2 separate regions of the Homo sapiens genome follow, and region 2 is linked to region 1. A link is an interaction called in ENCODE POLR2A ChIA-PET data of the cell type or tissue named here. Cell type or tissue: GM12878. All regions are shown on one strand. Each heading gives the region's core, and the rest is flanking DNA. Links, peaks and the distances in the headings are about the cores only.

Evidence for each region. Peaks named below come from ENCODE experiments on the same cell type or tissue, not always from the same donor. Only the 100,000 strongest peaks of a DNase experiment are listed, where the experiment ranks them.
Region 2: POLR2A ChIA-PET joins it to region 1 with 5 read pairs; 3 of 35 experiments call an interaction of 5 or more read pairs at or near these places.

What each region holds. Positions count from the first base shown.
Region 1 is chr16:71,813,638-71,825,967 of GRCh38, reverse strand. LOC124903714 (a long non-coding RNA gene) reads right to left here. Exons shown (of 2, transcript XR_007065110.1): 2 at 7,610-7,906. Among named protein-coding and RNA genes, the nearest start is that of AP1G1, 11 kb to the right of the region's middle. RefSeq lists an enhancer at 7,621-7,670. In GM12878, for the core only: no CTCF peak of the experiment used is centred there; DNase peaks (open chromatin) are centred at 7,737 and 9,187; H3K4me3 peaks cover 1,957 bases; H3K27ac peaks cover 3,362 bases.
Region 2 is chr16:71,701,829-71,714,158 of GRCh38, reverse strand. PHLPP2 (PH domain and leucine rich repeat protein phosphatase 2) reads left to right here. Exons shown (of 19, transcript NM_015020.3): 3 at 11,428-11,561. Among named protein-coding and RNA genes, the nearest start is that of SNORA70D, 9.3 kb to the right of the region's middle. RefSeq lists an enhancer at 5,650-6,278. In GM12878, for the core only: no CTCF peak of the experiment used is centred there; no DNase peak of the experiment used is centred there.

The DNA of each region.
Region 1 (12,330 bases), core at 6,816-11,815:
CTGAAAAAAAAAAAAATATTGAGAACCTAGTGGAATTCTTTCTCTCTTGTAAGGCTGAAGCCCCAGCAGACCTGGTCAATATTGGATTTACTGATGATGTCAAGAAAGATGGCCGTGGCAGAGGAGGTGGTACTGAAGTAGGAACTGGTGATCAACTTAGGGTATCAACACTATGTGCACCAGGACCCTTACATGTCATCTCCAGCCCTTTGTTGCTCTGTCCTTCCTCCTAAAAGATCAGTATGGATAGGGAAACAAAATCTGGAAGGATACTTGGGTAGTGCCAAAATACGTTTTTTTTTTTGGTTGTTGTTGTTTTGAGATTGAGTCTTGCTCTGTTGCCTAGGCTGGAGTGCAGTGGTGTGATCTCAGCTCACTACAACCTTTGCCTCCCGGGTTCAAGTGATCCTCCCACCTCAGCCACCCAAGTAGCTGGATTACAGGTGCACTCCATCACGCCCAGCTGATTTTCGTATTTTTTGTAGAGATGGGGTTTCACCATCTTGGTCAGGCTGGTCTTGAACTCCTGACCTCAAGTGATCTGTCCGCCTCAGCCTCCCAAAGTTCTGGGATTTACAGGCATGAGCCACTGCGCCCAGCCACATTTTTTTTTTTTTTTGAGACAGGGTCTCACTCTGTTGCCCAGGCTGGGGTTCAGTTGCGTGTTCTTGGCTCACTGTAACCTCTGCCTTTCAGACTCAAGCAATCCTCTCATCTCAGTCTCCTGAGTAACTTGGACCACAGATGCACACTACCGTGCCCAGCTAATTTTAAAAATTTTTTATAGAGATAAGGTCTCATTATGTTTCCCAGGCTGGTCTCTGAACTCCTGAGCTCAAGTGATTCTCCCTCCTTGGCCTCTCAAAGTGCTGGGATTACAAGTGTGAGCCACTGCACCCAGCCAAAAATACATTTCTTTTTCTTCTTTTTTTTTTTTTTTTTGAGATGGAGTCTCACTCTGTCACCTAGGCTAGAGTGCAGTGGCGCGATCTTTGCTCACTGCGACCTCTGCCTTCTGGGTTCAACAAATTCTCCTGCCTCAGCCTCCCGAGCAGCTGAGACTACAGGCATGCGCCAGCACGCCCAGCTAATTTTTGTATTTTCAGTAGAGACATGGTTTCACCATATTGGCCAGGCTGATCTTGAACTCCTGACATCATGATCCGCCTGCCTCGGCCTCCTGAAGTGCTGGGATTATAGGCATGAGGCACTGTACCCGGTCTGATCTTTGCAATGTTTTTAAGGATGGAGGGATATTTGCAATCATTTAGCTGATATGTGATATATTTTTACACTTAAATCATAAGAAAACAAGGCTATAGTCTCTCATCAACCTCTTAACAATAAAACAGTACAGACTGCAGAGAACATTTTTATGAGCTGGACAAATTTGAAAGTCTTTAATGTACAGTGATTTAGACTCATGTTTTAGATTAGATATATTCAATTCATATAATATGGAAAACAATTTACTTTTATGTTGAAAATAGTATTAAGTCCAGGTGCAGTGACTCACGCCTGTAATCCCAGCACTTTGGGAGGTGGAGGCGGGTGGATCACCTGAGGTCAGGAGTTCAAGACCAGCCTGGTCAACATGGTGAAACCCATCTCTACTAAAAATACAAAATTAGCCTGGCATGGTGGCACATACCTGTAATCCTAGCTACTCGGGAGGCTGAGGCAGGAGAATCATTTGAATCCAGGAGGCGGAGGTTGCATTGAGCCGAGAGCGCATCATTGCACTCCAACCTGGGCAACAAGAGTGAAACTCTGTCTCAAAAAAAAAAAGAAAAAGAAAAAAGAAAGAAAATAGTATTAAAACTTTGGGTGGGTATGGGGGCTCACACCTATAATCTCAGCATTTTGCGATGCCAAGGCAAGAGAATCATTTGAGCCCAAGAGTTTGAGACCAGCCTTGGCGACATGGGGAAACTTCATTTCTACAAAATATAAAAATAAATTAGCTGGACGTGATGGTGTGTTCCTGTGGTCCCAGCTATTCTGGGGTCTGAGGTGGGAGGATCTTGAACCCAAGGGGTCAAGGTTGCAGTGAGCCACGATCGCATCACTGCACTCCAGCCCTCGTGACAGAGCAAGACCTTTTCTCAATAAAAAAGAAAACCTCACAAAATATGTATACATAAATCTGAAGAGGTCAAATAAATAAAAACTAAAGAGCTGTAGGCACTAATTTTCTTCACTTTTTCTTCCTTCAGCATAAAGAGAACTTCTTTGATTACTTTGCTAGGCTTTTTTTGTTTGTTTGTTTGTTTTTACTTCAAAATTTTCCTCATTACTTGCTAGGCATTTCTGAGCCTGAAGCTCTTTTTCTGAGACTTTATATTTCAGACATAATCCAAGTCTGATTTTCTTGTTGAAATTATTTGTCTCAACCACACCTTGTATATTGCTCAGCTTCTATTCTCGAAAGTCGAGTCCTCTGATTTAAAAATAAAACAAAGAAAACTTTATTAAGGAAAATTTTAGATACTGCCTTTATAAAATTAGTATTACATATGAACTCCCATGTACCTATCATTCAGTTTCAATAGTTATCAATATTCTGCTGCTCTTATTTCATCTATCTCTTCTCAACTTTTCTTTTCTTTTCCTTTTTTTTTCTTGAGTTGGAGTTTCGCCCTGTCACCCAGGCTGGAGTGCAGTGGTGCCATCTCGGTTCACTGCAAGCTCCACCTCCCGGGTTCACACTATTCTCCTGCCTCAGCCTCCCGAGTAGCTAGGACTACAGGCACCTACCACCACGCCTGGCTAATTTTTGTATTTTTAGTAGAGACAGGGTTTCACTGTGTTAACCAGGATGATCTCGATCTCCTGACCTCGTGATCCACCCGCCTTAGCCTCCCAAAGTGCTGGGATTACATGCGTGAGCCACCGCGCCCGGACTCTTCTTAACTTTTCTGGGGGAGAAAGCAGAGGAAGAATTTAAGCAAATGTGAGAAATTATATAATTGCAACTGTAAATACTTCATTACATATCTCTAACACATATCCTTTGTTTAACATAAAACAATGTCATTATTCTCATTATAATGAAAATAAGTCCTGGCCAGGCACGGTGGCTCACACCTGTAATCCCAGCACTTTGGGAGGCTGAGGCGGGTGGATCATGAAGTCAGGAGTTCAAGACCAACCTGTCCAACATGGTGGAACCCTGTTTCTACTAAAAATACAGAAATTAGCTGGGCGTGGTGGTGCGCGCCTGTAATCCCAGCTACTCAGGAGGCTGAGGCAGGAGAATTGCTTGAACCCGGAAGGCGGAGGTAGCAGTGAGCCGAGATCACACCATTGCATCCCAGCCTGGGTGACAAGAGTGAGACTCCATCTCAAAATAAATAAATAAATAAAATAAAATATAAATAAAAGAAGTCCTTAATATCATATAATATTCATCTATATATTAAATTTATCCAACTGTCAAAAATGAATTTTGCAGTTATTTTGTGAAATCAAGATCCAAAAAGATCCACATATTGTATTTGGTTGATATGTATCTGAAGTCTTTTAATCTTCAACACTTCCTTTTTTTCCCATTACTCCTTTTCCCCTCTCTGTTTATTTATTGGAGAAGGTGCCTTCTGATTTTTTTTTTTTTTTTTTTTTGAGATGGAGTTTTGCTCTTGTTGCCCAGGCTGGAGTGCAATGGCGCAATCTCGGCTCACTGCAACCTCTGCCTCCTGGGTTCAAGCGATTCTCCTGCCTCAGCGTCTCGAGTAGCTGGGATTACAGGCATGTGCCACCATGCCCGGCTAATTTTGTATTTTTAGTAGAGACGGGGTTTCTCCATGTTGGTCAGACTGGTCTTGAACTCCCGACCTCAGGTGATCCGCCTGCCTCAGCCTCCCAAAGTGCTAGGATTACAGGTGTGAGCCACTGCGCCCGGCCGCCTCCTCTGATTTTATTAAACAAACATCTTTCACAAATAGCATCTCCAGGTTCAAAGACAAAACATTTCCTGGGTTCTTATATGAGGCCATACATGACAGAAGCAGCAAGACCTATGGTCACTCTAAGGCTAATTGTTAGAAAGCACTAAAAAAAAAACTTCACCCCAAACAGGCCAGGCGCGGTGGCTCACGCCTGTAATCCCAGCACTTTGGGAGGCTGAGGCGGGCGGATCTCGAGGACAGGAGATTGAGACCATCCTGGCTAACACAGTGAAACCCCGTCTCTACTAAAAATACAAAAACAAAATTAGCCGGGCATGGTGGCGGGTGCCTGTAGTCCCAGCTACTCGGGAGGCTGAGGCAGGAGAATGGCATGAACCTGGGAGGCGGAGCTTGCAGTGAGCCAAGGTGGCAGCACTGCACTCCAGCCTGGGGACAGAGGCAGACTCCATCTCAAAAAAAAAACAAAAAACAAAAAAACTTCACCCCAAACAGGAAGGAAGCTCGACTGTGATAATGGGTAACTAAATTTCTATTCATTTTAAGAGATATTTATTGAAGGCCTACTATGTGCGAAATATGCATTTGTAACACAAACCAATTACTTCCCAGTGATCTTTTTTCTTTTCTTTTCTTTTTTTTTTTTTGAGGCAGGGTCTTGCTCTGTTGCCCAGGCTGGAGTGCAGTGGCACAGTCTTGGCTTACTGCAACCTCTGCCTCCCGAGTAGCTGGGATTACAGGTGCGCGACACCATGCCCAGTTAATTTTTGTATTTTTAGTGGAGACGGGGTTTCACCATGTTGGCCAGGCTGGTCTGGAACTCCTGACTTCAGATATCTGCCCTCCTCTACTTCCCACCAGTGATCTTTTTTCTTTCAGAATGATGACTGGAAGAATGATTTCCTTCCTTCATTGGTTCCTGGTAATTATAGAGAATGCTGGTAGAAGTTGGAGTTGTTTAGTATTCACTGAAGATATATATATATATATATATATATATATATATATATATATATATTTTTTTTTTTTTTTTTTTTTTTTTTTTTTTGAGATGGAGTCTTGCTCTGTTGCCCAGGCTGGAGTGCAGTGGCGTGATCTCAGCTCACTGCAACATCCACCTCCCAGGTTCAAGCGATTCTCCTACCTCAGCCTCCCAAGTAGCTGGGATTACAGTTGTGTGCCACAACCCCCGGGTATTTTTTGTATTTTTAGTAGAAACGTGGTTTCGCCATGTTGGCCAGGCTGGTCTGAACTCTTGGCTTCAAGTGACCCTCCCACATTGGCTTCTCAAATTGCTGGGATTACAGGTGTGAGCCACCACACCTGGCCTCATTGAAGATATTTGAGTTGTTATAAGACTATTTATTTTGTCCAAGTACTGTTTCTCACGCCTATAATCCCAGCACTTTGGGAGGTCAAGGAGAGATAATTGCTTGAGTCCAGGAGTTCATGACCAGCCTGGGCAACATGGTGAGACCCCATCTCTATAAAAGAATTAAAAAACAAAAATAGCTGGGCATGGTGGTGCACGCCTGTATTCCTAGCTACTTCGGAGGCTAACGTGGGAGGATGGCTTGATCCCAGGAGGTTGAAGCTGCAGTGAGCCATGATTATGACATTGCATTCCCGTCTGGGCAATGAAGTGAAACTCCCTTTCAAGAAAAAAAGAAAAGAAAAAATAAATAATATATATAAATTTCTTTAGCACTTAGTATGTGCGCAACAAATATTAGTTTCCATTATTTCTTATCTTCTAGTGGACTAAATGTTAGTGATTCTGTGAGACTGGAGAGGCTAGAAAAGAAGGCCAAAATATTATTATTTTTTGGTTTCTTGCGTAACTAGCTTTTGTTTGTTTTTATTTTTTATTTTTTGAGACAGGGTCTTACTCTGTCGCCCAGGCTGGAGTACAGTGGCTTGATCACTGCTCACTGCAGTCTTTACCTCCCCCAGCTCAGGTGATCCTCCCATCTCAGCCTCCTGAGTAGCTGGGACTACAGGCAGGCATCAACACACCTGGTTAATTTCCTCCCTCCCTCCCTTCCTTCCTTCTTTCCTTCCTTCCTCTCTCTCTCTCTCTCTCTCTCTCTCTCTCTCTCTCTCTGTCTTTCTTTCTTCCTTTCGAGATGGAATCTCGCTCTGTCGCCCAGGCTGGAGTGCAGTGGCACTATCTCGGCTCACTGCAACTTCTGACTCCCAGATTCAGGAGATTCTCCTGCCTCAGCCTCCCAAGTAGCTGGGACTACAGGTGCATGCCAACACGCCTGGCTAATTTTTTGTATTTTTAGTAGAGACGGGGTTTCACCGTGTTAGCCAGGATGGTCTCAATCTTCTGACCTCGTGATCTGCCCTCCTCAGCCTCCCAAAGTGATGGATTACAGGCGTGAGCCACTGCATCTGGACTTTTTTTTTTTTTTTTTTGAGACGGAGTTTCACTCTTGTTGCCCAGGCTGGAGTGTAATGGCACGATCTCTGCTCACTGCAGCCTCTGCCTCCCGAGTTCAACCGATTCTCCTGCCTCAGCCTCCCGAGTAACTGGGATTACAGGCATGCACCACCACGCCTGGCTAATTTTTGTATTTTTAGTAGAGACAGGGTTTCACCATGTTGGCCAGGCTGGTCTCGAACTCCTGACCTCAGGTGATCTGCCCACCTCAGCCTCCCAAAGTGCTGGGATTACAGGCATAAGCCACCACGCCTGGCTTCTTTAGTATTTTTTGTAGAGACAGGGTTTCGCCATGTTGCCCAGGCTGGTCTTGAACTCCTGGACTCAAGCAATCCTCCCACCTCAGCCTCCCGAAGTGTTAGGATTATTGGCATGAGCCACCACACCTGGCCCATTTTTCCTTTTTCTTTTTCTTTTTTTTTTTGAGACGGAGTCTCCCTCTGTACCCCAGGCTGGAGTGCAATGGTGCGCGATCTCCGCTCACTGCAAGTTCCGCCTCCCGGGTTCACACCATTCTCCTGCCTCAGCCTCCCGAGTAGCTGGGACTACAGGCACCCGCCACCACGCCCGGCTAATTTTTTTTTTGCATTTTTAGTGGAGACGGGGTTTCACCGTGTTAGCCAGGATGGTGTTGATCTCCTGACCTTGTGATCCACCCGCCTTGGCCTCCCAAAGTGCTGGGATTAGGGGTATGAGCCACCGCGCCCGGCCCCATTTTTCTTTTCAATATACTTTATTTTTAAGTTTCGTTTTAGGCTCATACCCAAAAGCCAAATTAATTTTTAGATGTAATTATTGGTTATGCAAAATTTTTGGTTCAGAATTCTCTTTTACATATCCGGGGGAGTTTACATTCCTCCTTTTGCATATGAGAAGGTGATACCTATAAACCAATGACTCTTTAAAAACCCGGTTTGGGGCCGGGCGCGGTGGCTCACGCCTGTAATCCCAGCATTTTGGGAGGCCATGGCGGGCGGATCAGGAGGACAGGAGTTGGAGACCAGCCTGACCAACATGGTGAAACCCTGTCTCTACTAAAAATACAAAAAAATTAGCCAGGCGTGGTGGCACGCGCCTGTAATCCCAGCTACTCAGGAGGCTGAGACAGGAGAATAGCTTGAACCCGGGAGGCAGAGGTTGCAGTGAGCCGAGATTGCAACACTGCACTCCAGCCTGTGTGCCAGAGCGAGACTCCATCTCAAAAAAAAAAAAAAAAAAAAAAAAAAATCAGTTTCATTTTGAATGCTTCATTCTAAGATTTTCCACTCCTCATAAAAGACAAGTTTATTTAAAGAATATGGAGTTAGAGAGAAGATCTTTAGGTCCAGGGCCAGCGACCCGCTTGCATAGCAAACTGCTTGCCTCTCCTTAGAAGTAAGACACCTCACTCTTGGCACATACTTGGGTCCTAGACCATCAGCTGGCATGTGTGGACGGCTTGGCGAAGGAGTTTGTTGTTCCCTGAGTTGGCCTCCAGGGACTGGCTGCCCCAGTTACTGCAGATGTCTTAACACTTCTTGGACGTCCCAGGCTAATTTTAAAGCAACTCATAGAACTGATTTTGGAAGAACAAGTATGAGACTTTGCAATGAAAGGAAAACAAAACAATTTACTATAGATTTTTCTAGACAAATGACGGTGCCCACATTTATACATATTTTCGAGATGAGGTTTCACTATGCTGTCCTAGCTGGTCTCAAACTCCTGGGCTCAAGGGTTTTTCCTGCCTCATCCTCCTGAGTAGCTGGTACTACATGTATGAGCCACTGCTCCTGGCTTAATGGTGTCCATATTAAGGAAATAAAATTACTTGAGTAGAAAACAATGGGTCAGAAATCCTGCTTTGTTTCTAGATGGTGCATTCTCTTCTAGTGACCTTAATTTTGTCATTCCTAACAGGAGAATGGCACCATTTCCTCAATTTGGAATTTAAGTTGATTGCAGTCTCATACCTGGTAAAGTTTTTCCCTCCAAAAGTGCCAAAATAATACAGAATAATTTACAAGTCAAGAAAAACTACTCTAAGAAAAAGAAAATATTGTAACATAAAGCATCTCAGGTGGCACTTTGGGCTGCCTCTTTTTTTTTTTTTTTTTTTTTTTGAGATGGAGTCTCACTCTATTGCCCAGGCTGGAGTGCAGTGGTACAGTCTCGGCTCACTGCAACCTCCACCTCCCGGTTTCAGGTGATTATCCTGGCTCAGCCTCCCAAGTAGCTGGGATTACCGGTGCCTGCAACCACGCCTGGCTAATTTTTGTATTTTTAGAAGAGACAGGGTTTCGCCATGTGGGCCAGGCTGGTCTTGAACTCCTGACCTCAGGTGATCCACCTGCCTTGGCTTCCCAAAGTGCTGGATTACAGACACGAGCCACCGCGCCCGGCCTAGGGCTGCCTCTTTAAAAAAAAAAAATTCTGAAACAAAGAAGAAGGTTGGCAGAAGCTAATGTCCTCCGGGCTTTGGTCTTTACTCTTCTACATATAGCAGAATTCCTAATGCTCTTGGTAAGAGGTCAAAGAGTGTATGGAGTTGGCTGTTGGAATTTTAATTTTTACATCCTTTCTGGCTTTTGTCATAAGTTAAAGATGAATTCCTAAACTCTTGTCTCAGGCCAGCATACATCGTGATTAGGGACTGTGCTTTAAAAGAATTGTGAAAATGCTTTTTGTGAAAACATTACAGAAACAGCAGACAGACTAATTTCTCTCTGTCTTTCAGTCTTATTTATAGATTCGTGTGACTCAAAGGATAACAAAACAGGCCAGTGGAGCCGCCTCTTTGACTCACGTCATTGTATTTCTTACACGGCTGTGCCCCTCTTCACTCTCCTTTCTCGGCTGAGATCTCTGGCACGTGGAGAGGCAGGAAGGGTTCTTTGTGAAAGATGCTAACTGCATTTCTTCAGAGAGAGCTTTCCCCATCTGCTCTAAAGGTCACATGGGCTTCAGCTGCTGATACTGACCGAATCATTTAAGAAACTCACTGTGCCGGATGAGGTGGCTCAAGTCTGTAATCCTAGCACTTTGGGAGGCTGAGGTGGGAGGATCACGAGGTCAGGAGTTCGAGACCAGCCTGGCCAACATGATGAAACCCCATCTCTACTAAAAATACAAAAATTAGCTGGGTGCAGTGGCATACCCCTGTAGTCCTAGCTACTCAGGAGGCTGAGGCAGGAGAATCACTTGAATCCAGGAGGTGGAGGTTGCAGTCAGCCGAGATTGTGTCACTGCACTCCAGCCTGGGCAACATAGCGAGACCCTTTTTTTTTTGTCTCCAAAAAAAAAAAAAAAAAAAAAGAAAGAAAGAAACTCACTGCATCCTAAGCCCAAACAAGACAGTTCCCCTCTAGTACCCCAGATTCCACCAGATACTATGTATTCCAAAAGCCATCTTTCACTGCTCTAGCTCCCAGCAACCTCTCCTTCTTCTGCTCCTTCTGAACTAGAACTTCAGCGACCTCTCCGTTTTCTTCTCTTTCTGAACTAGGACTTATCTGCTGAATGATATCACTGGCTTATTTTATATTTTTGGATTTTTAAAAAATCTCGTTTTCCTCAATGAGATTGTAATTATCTGAAGGATAGGGGCAGTCTCTTTTGTTATGTCTATTACAGATTCTGGTGCACCCAGGACAGTGTGGCATAGGGGAAATAATCAGGTAGCCTGTTTGAATGATTACTATATGGGCTAGAAGACAAATCCAGAGATGGAAGGACTACATTTGAGTCTGGCCTCTACTGTATGAAAGTGTGACCGATCATTTAATCTCTCTGAGCCTCTCCTCCCCTCCCCTCCTCCTTTTGTTTCTCTCTCTCTCTCACTCTTTCTTTTTTTAATATATTTTTTGAGACAGAGTCCTATTCTGCCACTCAGACTGGAGTGCAGTGGTGCAATCATTGCTCACTGCAGCCTTACCTTTCTGGTGTCAAAAAATCCTGCCTTAGCCTTCTGAGTAGCTGGGACTACAGGCACATGCCATGATGTCCAACTAATTAATTTTTTTTTTTTTGAGACAGCATCTCACTTTGTCACCTAGGATGGAATGCAGTGGCGCGATCTTGGCTCACTGCAACCTCTGTCTCATGGGTTCAAGCAATTCTCCTGCCTCAGCCTCCTGAGTAGCTGGGATTACTGGTGCGTGCCACCATGCCCGGCTAATTTTTGTGTTTTTAGTAGAGACAAGGTTTCACCATGTTGGCCAGGCTGGTCTCGAACTCCTGACCTCAAGTGATCCACCCACCTTGGCCTCCCAAAGTGCTGGGATTACAGGCATGAGCCACTGCGCCCAGCCTGAAAATACTTTTGTAAATGTAAGACACACTGTACTACTGTTACTTATAAAGGGCAGTCAGTAAATGCTTTAGTTGAATGATGAGGCGGCACAAAAATTTCAGTATTTACATTCTTATGATGCTTCAGGCTTTTCAAAGTGCTTTCATGTAGCTGATCCCTTTTGCATAACAAGCCACTCTAAATCCATTTTGGAACAGGCAAGACAAATAAATATTGGAAAGCTGAGTAAACAGGCTCAGAGATGTTTAACACCTTGCTCTGGGCAAAAAATGAATTAAACCTAGCCAAGACTGGCATCTAAGTGGTCTGTCTGCTAGCCAATGTTTCTTCAGTTTTATTTTTTGTTGTTGTTCTTTGTTAAATTGTTGTTATTATTATTATTTACTTATTTATTTTCGAGATGGAGTCTTGCTCTATCGCCCAGGCTGGAGTGCAGTGGCGCGATCTTGGCTAACTGCGACTTCTGTGATTTTCAAGTGATTTTCCTGCCTCAGCCTCCCGAGTAGCTGGGATTACAGGTGTACGCCACCATGCCTGGCTAATTTTTGTATTTTTAGTAGAGATGGGGTTTTGCCATGTTGGGAAGGCTGGTTTTGAACTCCTGACCTCAGGTGATCTGCCTGCCTCAGCCTCCCAAAGTAATCATGTTGGGATTACAGGTGTGAGCCACCGTGCCCGGCCTATTCATTGTTAAATTGAAGCAGTCCTCGGTAGTAAACAAAACCATAAAAATAATAATCTTTGGCCAAGCACAGTGGCTCATGCCTGTAATTCCAGCACTTGGGGAGGGTGAGGTGGGAGGATCACTTGAGCCCAAGAATTCCAGACCAGCTTGGCTAACATAGCAAAACCCCGTCTCTACAAAAAAAAAAAAAAAATTAGCTGGGTATGGTGGTATGCACCTGTAGTCCCGGCTGAGGTGGGAGGATCACTTGAGCTCGGGAAGTCGAGGCTGCAGTGAGCTGTGATTGTGCCACTGCACCCCAGCCTGGGCAACAGAGCAACACCTTGTCTCAAAAAAAAAAAAACCAAAATTTTTTTCCTAGTTATTATCTCTTACTAAGTTTGTTTAACACTTTCAGGATATTGTTGTTTTAAAAACAAAAATTGGCCAGGCACGGTAATACCAGCACTTTAGGAGGTGAAGGTGGGCAGATCACCTGAGGTCAGGAGTTCCAGACCAGCCTGGCCAACATGGTGAAACCCCATCTCTACTAAAAATACACAAATTAGCTGAGTGTGGTGGCAGGCACCTGTAATCCCAGCTACTCGAGAGGCTGAGGCATGACAATCTCTTGAACCTGGCAGGCAGAGGTTGCAGTGAGCTGAGATCACGCCACTGTACTCCAGCCTGGGCAACAGAGCAAGACTCTGTCTCAAAATAATAAATAAATAAAATAAAAACAAAAATCCATAAAACTGCATTTTCTTATAAGAATTTTCTTTTTAACTAAAAGAATGGTGTGCTCGTTGCAAAAACAAAATATAATATAATATAATAAAGTAAAAATTATCTGTAATCCCATCATCCAAAAAAGCCATTTTTTTGTTGTTGTTTGTTTTGTTTAAGACGGAGTCTCGCTCTGTCCCCCAGGCTGGAGTGCAGTGGTGCAATCTCTGCTCACTGCAAGCTCCGCCTCCTGGGTTCACACCATTCTCGTGCCTCAGCCTCCCGAGTAGCTGGGACT
Region 2 (12,330 bases), core at 4,340-9,339, 110 kb after region 1:
AGACCAGCCTGGTCAACATGGCGAAACCCTGCTGCTACTAAAAATATAAAAATTAGCCAGGCATGGTAGTGCGCACCTGTAATCCCAGCTAGTCAGGAGGCTGAGATATGAGAATCTCTTGAACCTGGGAGACCAAGGTTGCGGTGAGCCGAGATCATGCCACTGCACTGCAGCCTGGGTGACAGCAAGACACTGTCTCAAAAAAAAAAAAAAGAAAAGTTGTTGTTTTTTTTTTGAAAAGTGTAAATAGAATGAAATTTTTAAAAAGGGTATAGAGTGAGAAGTACTTTTCTGTCCCTCATTCCCCAACTACCCAGGCCTGTTCTTGATAGTTATTACCAGCTTCTTTATGCACGCTAGGAATATTCTGTTAAATTATAAGCATATATGTGCCCATGCGTGAGTATGTGTCTCTACATATATTATAAATTTTAAAACTCATGGTGCTGTATGCAACACATTATTGACTTAATATCTTTTAGAGATCTTTCCATGTTAAAATTTATATAGTTGTCACTTATTTAATGGCTGCAGTAGTGTTCAATTTTGAGTCTACTATAATTTTAGCCAGTCTTCTATTAATGGACATTCAAGTTGTTACCAGTTTTTTGCTACTACAAGAAGTGCTGCAGTGAGTATCCATGTACCTGTGGTATCTCTCATATGTGAGAGTCTGTATGATAAACTCCTAGAAGTGGAACTGCTGGGTCAAAGGATATTAGTATTGTTAATTTTCATAGTTACTGTCAAATTCTTCTTCATAGAGGTTATATTTCCATCAGAAATATGAAAGTATATCTATTTTCTCCTTACTTTCTCAAAAATATGTTAGTAGTAAATTTTATGTATAAATAGAGGCACATACACATGAATGAGCTCAGACTTGCTCTTAAATAGAAATGATTGTTAAAAGTTTTAAAATTAGAGAATCATAAAGTCAGCATTCCAACGACAAATCTTTTTCTAGGCCAAGTGACTTAGATTTCTGCAAATGTGAGAGGAATTTTGTTGTTTTGTTATTTTAATTTTCATTTCTCTTAATGAGCATATTTTCATGGGTTTAAAAGCCATTTGTGTGTTGAAAAATTTTTATGCAAATGTGAAGAAAATATTTTTATAATAGTCTTATACTATGCATGTGAACTCTTTGATTCAGCTTTTTAAAGAAAATCGCTGTTAGTTCTTTGAATTAGTTGTCAAATAAGAGGTCTTTAAATGCCTGACCATGATTTTTCTCCTTTCTGCATTTCCTGTCATTGAAAAAGTGTCTTGAAACAGAATTCAAAGCTGTGGATTTAATACTGTTGAAAGTGAAAAGGAAGCTCCCACTTACACCTTAAAAGTGTGGTAATAATAGTAACACCTTTAGCTGAGCTAAAATTTGATGTCATTTTTAAAGTCTAAACTGAGATCTACTATGTGTTCCTTTTAGGATTTGGACTAATTCCTGAAAAAGTAGATTAGCATTTGAATGTTTTCCTTGTTCACCAGTTTACTACATTTGCTAAATCCATTTGTAAAACGAAAGGATCAGACTGGGTGATCCTTAGGCTTTTCTAAGTCTTAACACTGATTCTGATCTAATTTTATCAGGTGGAAAGCCTTGACCTATATTATATCTGGTAGTGATTGATTAACTTATTTAAGTATATGGTGTATTCATTTGTATAGTAATGTTTATGTATACAAAGATATTAGAAATACGAAGAAAACCCCACTGGAATGGCTTGCTACTAGTAGTTGTGTAATTAGTTAAGAATCCGAATGTGATAGTTTATTTACTTATGTGTTTATTTACTTATGTGCCCTGTAGCCTTCATCATTTATAATGAAATAGCCCTTTGAAGGTATAATTGATTAGAAAATAATGAAAGCACTATTGAACTGTGGTTTCAAAGAATGAATATATTTTCATTGCTGGAGTAGGAGCTCAATAACTTTTATCCAGCTAAGGATGATGATGATGGTAGATTTCAGCTAACATTAAGTGCTTTCATGTGTTGGTATGCTTAGTGCTTTATGCACATTTTCTCATTAAATCCTCACAATAACTCCAAGGGAGGTAGTATCGTTGCTTTTAGATGAGGAAGATTGAGGCCTTGAGAGAGATTCAGTAACCTGCTCAAGGACAGGCAGGTACTGCCCTGCAGTTGGAATGCCTGAATCATTCAAGGTAGATGATGGACTTCTTTCTGAGTAAAGGCCAGCTGTGACAGGAACTGGCGCAGCAGTGACACTTCCTCAGTTTCACTATTTAATCATGCTTATTTCAAGATTGTTTTTAGATCTGTTACTCAGCTGTTACTTGTTTATGATCAGTTTTACATTATCTAATCAAGGGAGTATTTTCTGCGTAAAAGCCCTTTGTCAGATAGTTGACAATCTAAGGCATTATCTTTTTAAGGAACTTTTTGCTGATTACTGAAGTATGTTCACCGAAGAAATTTTGGAAAATGAAAAAGCATAAAGAGAAATGATAATCAATGCTTATGCTTTATGTAAATTACCTCATTTAATCCTCACAACCATCTTGTGAGGTAGACGCTGTCCCCATTTTATAAATGAGGAAATTAAAGTTTCACAGGGTTAAGCATCTCATCTAAGTGCAATCGGCTACTAAGTGGTAGAGCTGGAGTTTGAATCCTGGCATTCTTATACTACGTCTGTCTTCTGTATTGCCTCCCCATAGTAACATTATTTTTACCCAGATCTTTTTTCAATCCCACATACTTTTAAATATTTATGTATTTGGGCTCACATCATATTCAGTTTTATATCCTGTCTCCTGTCTACTTAGTGGATCATCTTAATTCCTTTTTTTTTTTTTGAGACGGAGTTTCACTCTTGTTGCCCAGGCTGGAGTGCAGTGGTGCGATCTCGGCTCACTGCAACCTCTGCCTCCTGGGTTCAAGCGATTCTCCTGCCTCAGCCTCCTGAGTTGCTGGGATTACAGGCATGAGCCACCACACTTGGCTAATTTTCTGTATTTTTAGTAGAGACGGGGTTTCTCCATATTGGGCAGCCTAGTCTCAAATTCCTGACCTCAGGTGATCTGCCCGCCTCGGCCTCCCAAAGTGCTGGGATTACAGGCATGAGCCACCGTGCCCGGCTGGATCATCTTAATTTCATGGTGTCATTAGAAATTCTTTAGACACCAGTTTTAATAGTTACAGAATATTCCTCTGTATGGATATACTATAAATTGAGACATAATATGCAGCAATGGTTTAGAGATTGGATTCTGGAATGAGAGTGTATGGGTTCAAATCCTGGCTTCGACAGTTACTATGCAGGATATATAATGCTCTGTGCTTCAGTGTAGTAATCTGTAAAATGGAAGATGATAATATTTACATTGTTGAGTTGTCATGAGGATTAAATTATAAATGATATGAAGATTAAATGAATTAATATTTGTAGTGCTGCTTAAACTGTCCACCTGTGGGGCTTGTTCAAGTACAGATTCTGATTCAGTAGGTTTAGGTGGAGCCTGAGAATGTACATTTCAATTAAGCTCCTAAGAGATGTGCTGTACTTCAGATAGCAATAAAGTACTTAGATTGATGTCTGGCACCTAACAAGTGCTCAATAAATATTACCTATTTCAGTTGTCTGAAATCATGCAAGTCTTAGAATTGGTGTTGCATTGACTAAACCATTGCCCATGTATTGTCACATTGCTGATTTCCCTAGGCTAGGTCCTGGAAATGGGATTACTGGGATTAAAATTACCCCACGTTTTCTCTGAGTTATTCATTACTACTTTATGTTTTTTTTAACCATGAGTTATCACTTGACTATAACTCAAGAATTACTAATTTATAGAATTTTAGCACTTGAGGAAACCTTAGAGAGATCATCTGGTGGTGAAACTAAATCTACCCTGTAACCCTCCCACCTTGCCATTTGGAAATATGTGTGGGGACAGGGTTTTTTGGTTGTCATAACTGCTGGGAAGAGTTACAGAATTTAGGTGGCAAGGTCCAGAGAGACTTATTGAAATGTGTGTGTGCCAAGTGCAGTGGCTCAAGTCTGTAATCCTAGCACTTTGGGAGGCCAAGGCAGAAGGATTGCTTGGGCTCAGGAGTCCTAGATCAGCCTGGGCAACATGGTGAAGCCCCGTCGCTACCAAAAATATTAATATAAAAAATTAGACAGGCATGGTGGTGCACACCTGTGGTTCCAGTGCGCGCACTTCTTGGGACGCTGAGGTAGGAGAATCGCTTGAGCCTGGGAGGCGGAGGTTGCAGTGAGCCAAGATTGCACCACTGCATTCCAGCCTGGGCGACAGAGAGATCCTGTCTCAGAAAAAAAAGAAAAAGAAAAATGTGTGTGGGACAACCTTGTACAGCCAAGGATTTTCCTGTCCCAAAAGTCAGAAACTTCCCCATTAGGAATCACTGAGGCCATTTCCCTCAGTGAAAACAGACTCAGAGGGTTCAGGTTGAATGCACATTCCTGCAGCTGGCTGGTGATAGATTGGTCTTGTCTCTCAATCTGCTGCTACTTACAATTAAAATATTTGGCTTGTCTTTTCTATTGAACTGTTTCGAGTGATAAAAATGACTCACTAGTGAAGCTTAGTGTAATCATTGCCTCCTGTCTGAAAAGTTGTTAAGATCATTTGTGATAAAATGGATTGCCCTTTGGCTGATGGTCATATACTTTTATTCTTAGTCATCGAAATAACCAACTGTTTTTCTTTTTTTTTAATTTTTATTTTTTCATTAACCAGATGAGAAGAGAAACTAAGATTTCTAAATAGTCAGTAGCTATCTTTTAAAATTAGTTTAGAACCAATAGGGTGTGTATAACAGAAAATAGCACCCTTGGGATTTGGGATGCTGAGTTCTGATTCCCATTTGCTGAGTCACTAAAATTTTGTTTGCCATATTTTGAAATTATAAAGGTGGAATGAAACATCCTGTTTTAGGATACATACTGAACTGATTACCACTGAATAGGGGAAAGGGAGTTTTTTTTCCTACATGTTTTTGTGCTATTTAAAAATTTTAAAAGAATGCATTATATGTTACAAAATTGGAATATAGGTAAATAATTTTCTTTATTTTGAAACATTTTTTATCCATTTTAAAACTTCTGAAATCAGCATATATATTAGAGTTGATGGTAGGTTATAGTTTAATTGGCAGAATTTTTTAAAATTTATTTTTCTTTTTTTAAAAAAATAGAGATTGGATCATGCTATGTTGTCCAGGCTGGAGTACTGTGGCTATTCACAGGCCCTATCATAACACACTACAACCTTGACCTCCTGGGCTCAAGTGATTCTCCTGTCTCAGCCTCCTGAGTAGCTGGGACTACAGGGGCACGCTGCTGCATCTGGCTAGATTTTTCTTTTTTTTGGTTTCTGAGATGGAGTCTCATTCTGTTGCCCAAGCTGGAGTGTAGTGGCACAATCTCAGCTCACTGCAACATCCGCTTCCTGGGTTCAAGTGATTCTCATGCCTCAGCCTCCCGAGTAGCTGGGACTACAGGCGCGCAACACCAGGCGCAGCTAATTTTTGTATTTTTAGTAGAGACGGGGTTTCACCATGTTGGCCAGGATGGTCTTGATCTCTTTGTCAGGGACATCCGTGCGAAGAGACCACCAAACAGGCTTTGTGTGAGCAATAAAGCTTTTTAATCACATGGGTGCAGGCGGGCTGAGTCGGAAAAAGGAATCAGCAAAGGGAGATGGGGTGGGGCAGTTTTATAGGATTTGGGTAGGTAGTGGAAAATTACAGTCAACCTGCTCTTGCGGGCAGGGTTGGGGGTTACAAGATGCTCAGTGGAGGAGCTTCTGAGACTCATTGTCCAGGAGAAGGAATTTCACAAGGTAATGTCATCAGTTAAGGCAGGAGCCGGCCATTTTCACTTCTCTTGTGGTTCTTCAGTTGCCTCAGGCCATCTGGATGTGTACAGGCAGTCTTGGGCTCAGAGGCTTGACATTCCTGTCTTTTTATATTAATAAGAAACACAAAACAAAACAGTGGTGGAGTATTGGGATGGCAAAAATGTTTGGGGGTGGTATGGAGAGATAATGGGCGATGTTTCTCAGGGCTGCTTCGAGCAGGATTAGGGGCGGCGTGGACACCTTAAAGAAAGGCTTTGACCTGGTGATTCACCCACTGCTGCTTCCCAAAGTGCTCGTATTACAGGGGTGAGCCACTGTGCCCTGCCGATTTTTCTTAATGGTTATTCTGACACCAGCTGGCTTGCTGTAATACAGATCTGACACTGACTGCCAGAGTTAGTGCAGAATTCACAAGTTAAAGGGCAAGGCCCCAGCAAGACTGCCCTTCAGACTCCAGCTGCACTTCTGACCAACTGTCTGCAAGGAAGAACTTGGCAGAACTCAGGAAGGTGCTATACTTACAATTACAGTTTTAGCTTGATGCAAATCAGCACCAGCCAACTGAAGAGACACATAGGGTGAGGTCTAGAAGAGTCCCAAATACAGAACTTTGTACCCTCTCCCAGTGGAATCAAGGCCTGTCACCCTCCTACCATATCGAACAGTTCATCAGCTGGGAAACTCCACTGGTGTTCAGTACAATGTTTTTATTGGGGAATCATTATGAAGGCATAATTGGTTGAATCTTTGACCTCATGATTCAACTCAGTCTCCAGCCCCCTGTGCTTCCCCACCCAGGTCAGGGTGGCTCAGAGCCCCAACCCTCTAATCACATGGTGGTTGGTCTTTTCTGGTGACCAGCCGCTGTCCTGAGTCTTCTCATCTCTTAGCATAAACTGGGGGGTGATCCAAGGGGGTCATGAATAACAAAGACACTCCTATTATTCAGGAAATGCTAAGGATTAGAGTCTCCTCACAGGAACCAGGGACAAAGACCAGCTGTATTCTTTATTATTCAGCAGTGGTGCGTAAAAAATGGTGTATCTTGGCCGGGCGCGGTGGCTCACTCCTGTAATCCCAGCACTTTGGGAGGCCGAGGCGGGCGGATCACGAGGTCAGGAGATCGAGACCATCCTGGCTAACACGGTGAAACCCCGTCTCTACTAAAAATACAAAAAAATTAGCCGGGCGAGGTGGCGGGCGCCTGTAGTCCCAGCTACTCGGGAGGCTGAGGCAGGAGAATGGCGTGAACCCCAGGGGGCGGAGCCTGCAGTGAGCCGAGATTGCGCCACTGCACTCCAGCCTGGGCGACAGCAAGACTCCGTCTCAAAAAAAAAAAAAAAAAAAAAAAAAAATGGTGTATCTTTTAAATCATGATATATTGGACTTAATGAAATAATGGTAATTTTAAAACATAGCTTTTTTAGGTTTCTTGGTGTGAATAAGTTAACACATAAAGTGGTTTGAGCTCTCTTCTGCTTAATTTATTTTAACTATATATAAAATAATTTGGTTTTCCTGAAAAGAACCTAGGTTTTATGAAACCGACACAGGTTCCTACCCTGATGTCATTATGTACTAATTGTGTGACTCTGAATCTCATTTTTCTTATTTGCAAAATAGACATAGTTTTGTAATAATTAAACATTTTCAGCATAGTGTCAGGTATGAAATAAACATTTGTTGAAGTATCCCTATTGTTTCTATTTGTATTATTATCTATATTACTGATTTTAACATTTGCAGATTTTACCTTTATAGGCAGTCAAGGATTGAGTTTTAATCTGAATTTGATGTAGAACATGGTACTATACTTTGTTAGGGTCTTTGATTCCATGTGTTTGATTTTAATAGTGTATAGTTTGGCCACCCCACTATTAACTAAAACTCTTGTGAAATGATACTTGGAATGAAATTTACTCTTCTTACATATATCTTAACTATAGGGACTGCTTAGAATAACTAATACAGAATGATACTACTCTTGGCTAAGCGGTATAATCTGCTGTTAACAGCATTGCTATGTCCGTTGGCTGGTTTGGAGAGAAATTACCATATGCATATATATTCAAATTTACATGGACTATAGTAGGTCTCACAAGCATTTGAAGCAAACCAAAACTGTTACTCCAAAACTATTGTCTCCTTAAAGCAGTAGTAGAAATAGTTCAAATGCTGAATAGAACTTTTTGTTGCCAGTATTACTTTCTCTCACACCTGTTTTGCAGTATATTATTTCCCTTTGATTGGTGAGAGATTTAACAAATAGCTAATTACCAGATTCTTAAACTTTTGGAACTTTGAAACACAAAATTGAACTGTAAGCACATTATAGCATTTCCCTCCCCAATACTGTCTACTTTTTTCAGCAGAAGAGTTTAATGAGTAAATGGAATTAGTCCTTCATTTTACTTGTTTTTGTACTTCTTGAAATATTACTTGTTTACTTAGAAGAAAGAAAATACTTTCTTACGGTAGATATGTATAAGGAGGTCTGGGTGTGGTGGCTCATGCCTGTAATCCCAGCACTTTGGGAGGCCAAGGCGGGCAGATCATGAGGTCAGGGGTTTGAGAGCAGCCTGGCCAGTATGATAAAACCCTGTCCCTACTAAAAATACAAAAATTAGCTGGGCATGGTGGCGTGGGCCTGTAGTCCCAGCTACTCGGGAGGCTGAGGCAGAAGAATTGCTTGAACCTGGGTGGCAGGGGTTGCAGTGAACCAAGATCGCACCACTGCACTCCAGCCTGGGCAACAGAGCGAGACTTCGGCTCAAAAAAAAGAAAAAGAAAAAGAAAAAGAAAAAAAAGACATGTGTAAGGAGGGTTTCCAAAATCTACAGAGCCTTTTTAGGCCAGGAAATTTGGTTGTGTAAAATATGTCAGAATTAGGATGCTTCCATTTCTTTCAGTTTTCTAGAGAGAAATAGAAAAATTGAGCACTCGAGATTTAGCCTGAAAGTATAATTGTTTGTTGGTCCTGAATACGTGGTCCTTATATGGAATTATAGTGTTTAAATACACTGAACTGTAGGGGTCAGGTAGAATTTGTATTATATTAGGAAGGTGCCTTAGATACCTCATAGACCCTTGATTTCTGAAATGCCCTGAAGATCATCTGGCCCCGTTTGGTTCTTACAGGTGTTTCTTCTAAAATGTCTGTGACAGATGGCTCTCCAGGTCTCTCTGAACAGTTCTGAGAGGCAGTTCATTTCATGGTTGAGCATCTCTAATGGTTAAAATTCTTCCTCATGTTTAGCTTAAATCTACCTATGCACCTTCTCATTGTTCTGAGTCCCATTCTTTGGAGCAGTACAGAGTTAAGTCCAATCCGTCTGAACATTTGAAGATCTGTCTCTTTATATCCTTACTCTCCTTGTCTTGAAGTTAATCCTCCATCAGTTTATTCATATTATATGGTTAGTTGACCTCTCTCCAGGATGCAGTTTATTAAAAGTCCCCCTTAAAACGTGTCTTTCTCTCAGAAGAATCCCACCATTGTGCTGGGAAAATGCCTAAGATTGTCATAGACAATGAGTTTTGTAAATTTTGGTTTTGTTTGGCTAGGGATTAATTGTAATTGATGTCTACATAATCTGAAAAGTTTATTTCCCATTTCTCTTTAATTCAATCTTTATTGGTCGTTACAGGCTTTTTTTTCTTTGATCATTCCCCATGTAGCAGTTCATTCTGAGTTTATGTGATAGTTTCTGGAAGCTAAAATACTGAACTGAGCAGTCAGGAGAGGCCAGGTGGTTGTTTTATTTTTGTCTTTTTTGTACATCAGTATGATTTCTGTTCCAAAATTATCATTTTGTTACAGTTGTTTATGTTCAGCTTTGTAGTTGTTTATGTTCAGCTTGTTGCCAACAGCATTTTCTAGTTCTTAAACTACAAAATGCAGACATCATTCATATGTTTTTGTCATGATGGGAAATGCATCATGTTTCTTATAGTTATTAATACTATAATTATTAAGTTTTTTTTTTTTTTTTTTGAGACAGAGTCTCACTGTCGCCCAGGCTGGAGTGCGGTGGCACCATCTCGGCTCACTGCAAGCTCTTCTCCCAGGTTCATGCCATTCTCCTGCCTCAGCCTCCCGAGTAGCTGGGACTGCAGGTGCCCGCCACCATGCCTGGCTAATTTTTTTGTATTTTTAGCAGAGATGGAGTTTCACCATGTTAGCCATCTCCTGACCTCGTGATCCGCCCGCCTCAGCCTCCTGAAGTGCTGGGATTACAGGCGTGAGCCACTGCGCCCGGCTATTCTTAAGTTTTCTGAACAGGTTCTTAACAGGTTCTTTAAATGTTCTTTCAGACCTTTTGAACACATACGGACTTTCCTGTGCTTGCTTTTGGTTGTTGTTTGAGATGGGAGAAATACTCTATTTTTATTCTAAAATTGATTCCAATCTTAAAATTTTTTAGAATAATAATTGTCAGTATCTTACTGAACACTTACTACATGTGAGATATTTTGCTAAGCACTTTTCATACTATATAGTATCTTGTTGAAAGTAAATAAATAAATTTAAACATCTTATGAGTTAGGTATTGTTGCTATTCCCATGATACTGATGAGGATTTAAAACAGTGAGAGTAAATATACTGGGGCATGCAGTTGGTAAGTGGCAGGACTAAGACTTGAACCCAGGCAGTTGACTGTTGGAGCCTATACGTTTAGCCACTGTATTTATAACTGTTTGGTTTCTGGTAAAAGCATTATAAAAGAGCTGTCTTGCTATTATGACTATTATAGCCCCTTCTATCAAAATGCACATTCATCACTTTTGTTTTTTTTTTAAATATTTTTCAGTATTTTAAGTCTGTGATTTAAAATACAGTGTCACCAGAGGCCACAAGTGATTGCAGGACATTCTGGTTTTACCTTAGCTTTCAATTAGGACCATGTAGTAGAATGATCTTTAGGGAGTTATTTTAAGGTGAATTAATAAATGGAAATTCTCAATTTTAATTTCTAATTTGGTAAATATCAATAGATATAACACATGTAAACAAAAGCTCTTTGTGATCCCCAAAGTATAAAGGGGTCCTGACACCAAAAAGTTAAAAAAACACTTGTTTAGATTAGTTGTATCATAGAATATTAAAGAAAAACTTGACCTAGGAATAAAAATCAAGAGCAGATTTTGTATGTTGAGTTACTACTCAGCCATGAAAAAGGAATGAAGTCATGTCTTAATGTAGCAACATGGATGGACCTGGAAGTCATTATCTTCAGTGAAATAACTCAGAAACAGAAAGTCAAATACTACCTGTTCTCTCTTACAAGTGGTAGCTAAATAATAGAGTGTGGGGTAATAGACATTGGAAAAGCAGAAGGGTGTGAGGGTGGGGTGGGAGTGAAGGATGAGAAATTACTTAATGAATACAATATACATGATTCAGGTGAGGATTACACTAAAAGCCCAGACTTCACTACTAAGCAGTATATTCATGTGACAGAATAGCACTTGTACCCCTGAAATTTATACAAATAAAAATACTAAAAAATTAAATGAACCATTTTTATTACTTACCAAATATATATATTTTTTTGAATTGTGTAATCAGGAGACTGGAACCTACTGAACGACCTCTTCAGATCGTTTATGATTACTTATCCAGGCTGGGATTTGATGATCCTGTGCGCATACAGGAGGAGGCTACAAATCCTGACCTCGGCTGTATGATTCGATTTTATGGTGGTAAGAATTTATCAGTGGCTTTGTATGTTAACTACTTTTAGGTTGATCATTTGTGCCTCTTATCTGCCGTCAGCTTTTTAAAGGTATTTTATCAAAAGCTAGTTTTAAGCCAATTAACTAACGTAGTTAACACCAACCAAACAACAACAAAAGCCAAGAGGTCAGGGGTAAGGGAACACTTTAAAAATATCTTCTCTTTTTATTTTTGCTCATTTTGCACTTGTATTTTGCTAACTTACTAGCATTATTTTATACCTTTGCCAGAATCTTGACTGGATCATGCTTTAGTAAATTATTTTTTCAAGCTCCTGGTAAAGTCTGTGAACTTCTGGATAGCTCAAAAATGTTGAGAGTAAGTAATCATTATCATATATGACTTGACGTTGATGAGTATACCTGTCAAATTTGTATATTGGTGAATTTAGTGGGGTTTAAATCTAGGATTTTTGACTCTTCTGAGAAAAATATTTTAAGATGAATTTGAGGAACACGACCCATCTATCACTATAATAGTTAAAAAAACAAAAACTTGGAACAGTAACATGCTTCTTATCTGATTGTGGTTGAACCCTAGTTCTTCATTATGGTAGTCCCCCCTTATCCACTGGGATTGCGTTCCAAGATCCTTAGTGGATGACTGAAATTGCAGATAGTACTGAACTCTATATGTACTATGTGTTTTCCTGTATACACATACCTATGGTAAAGTTTAATTGATAAATTAGGCAAAGTAAGAGATTAACAATATTTAATTATAAAATAGTATAAT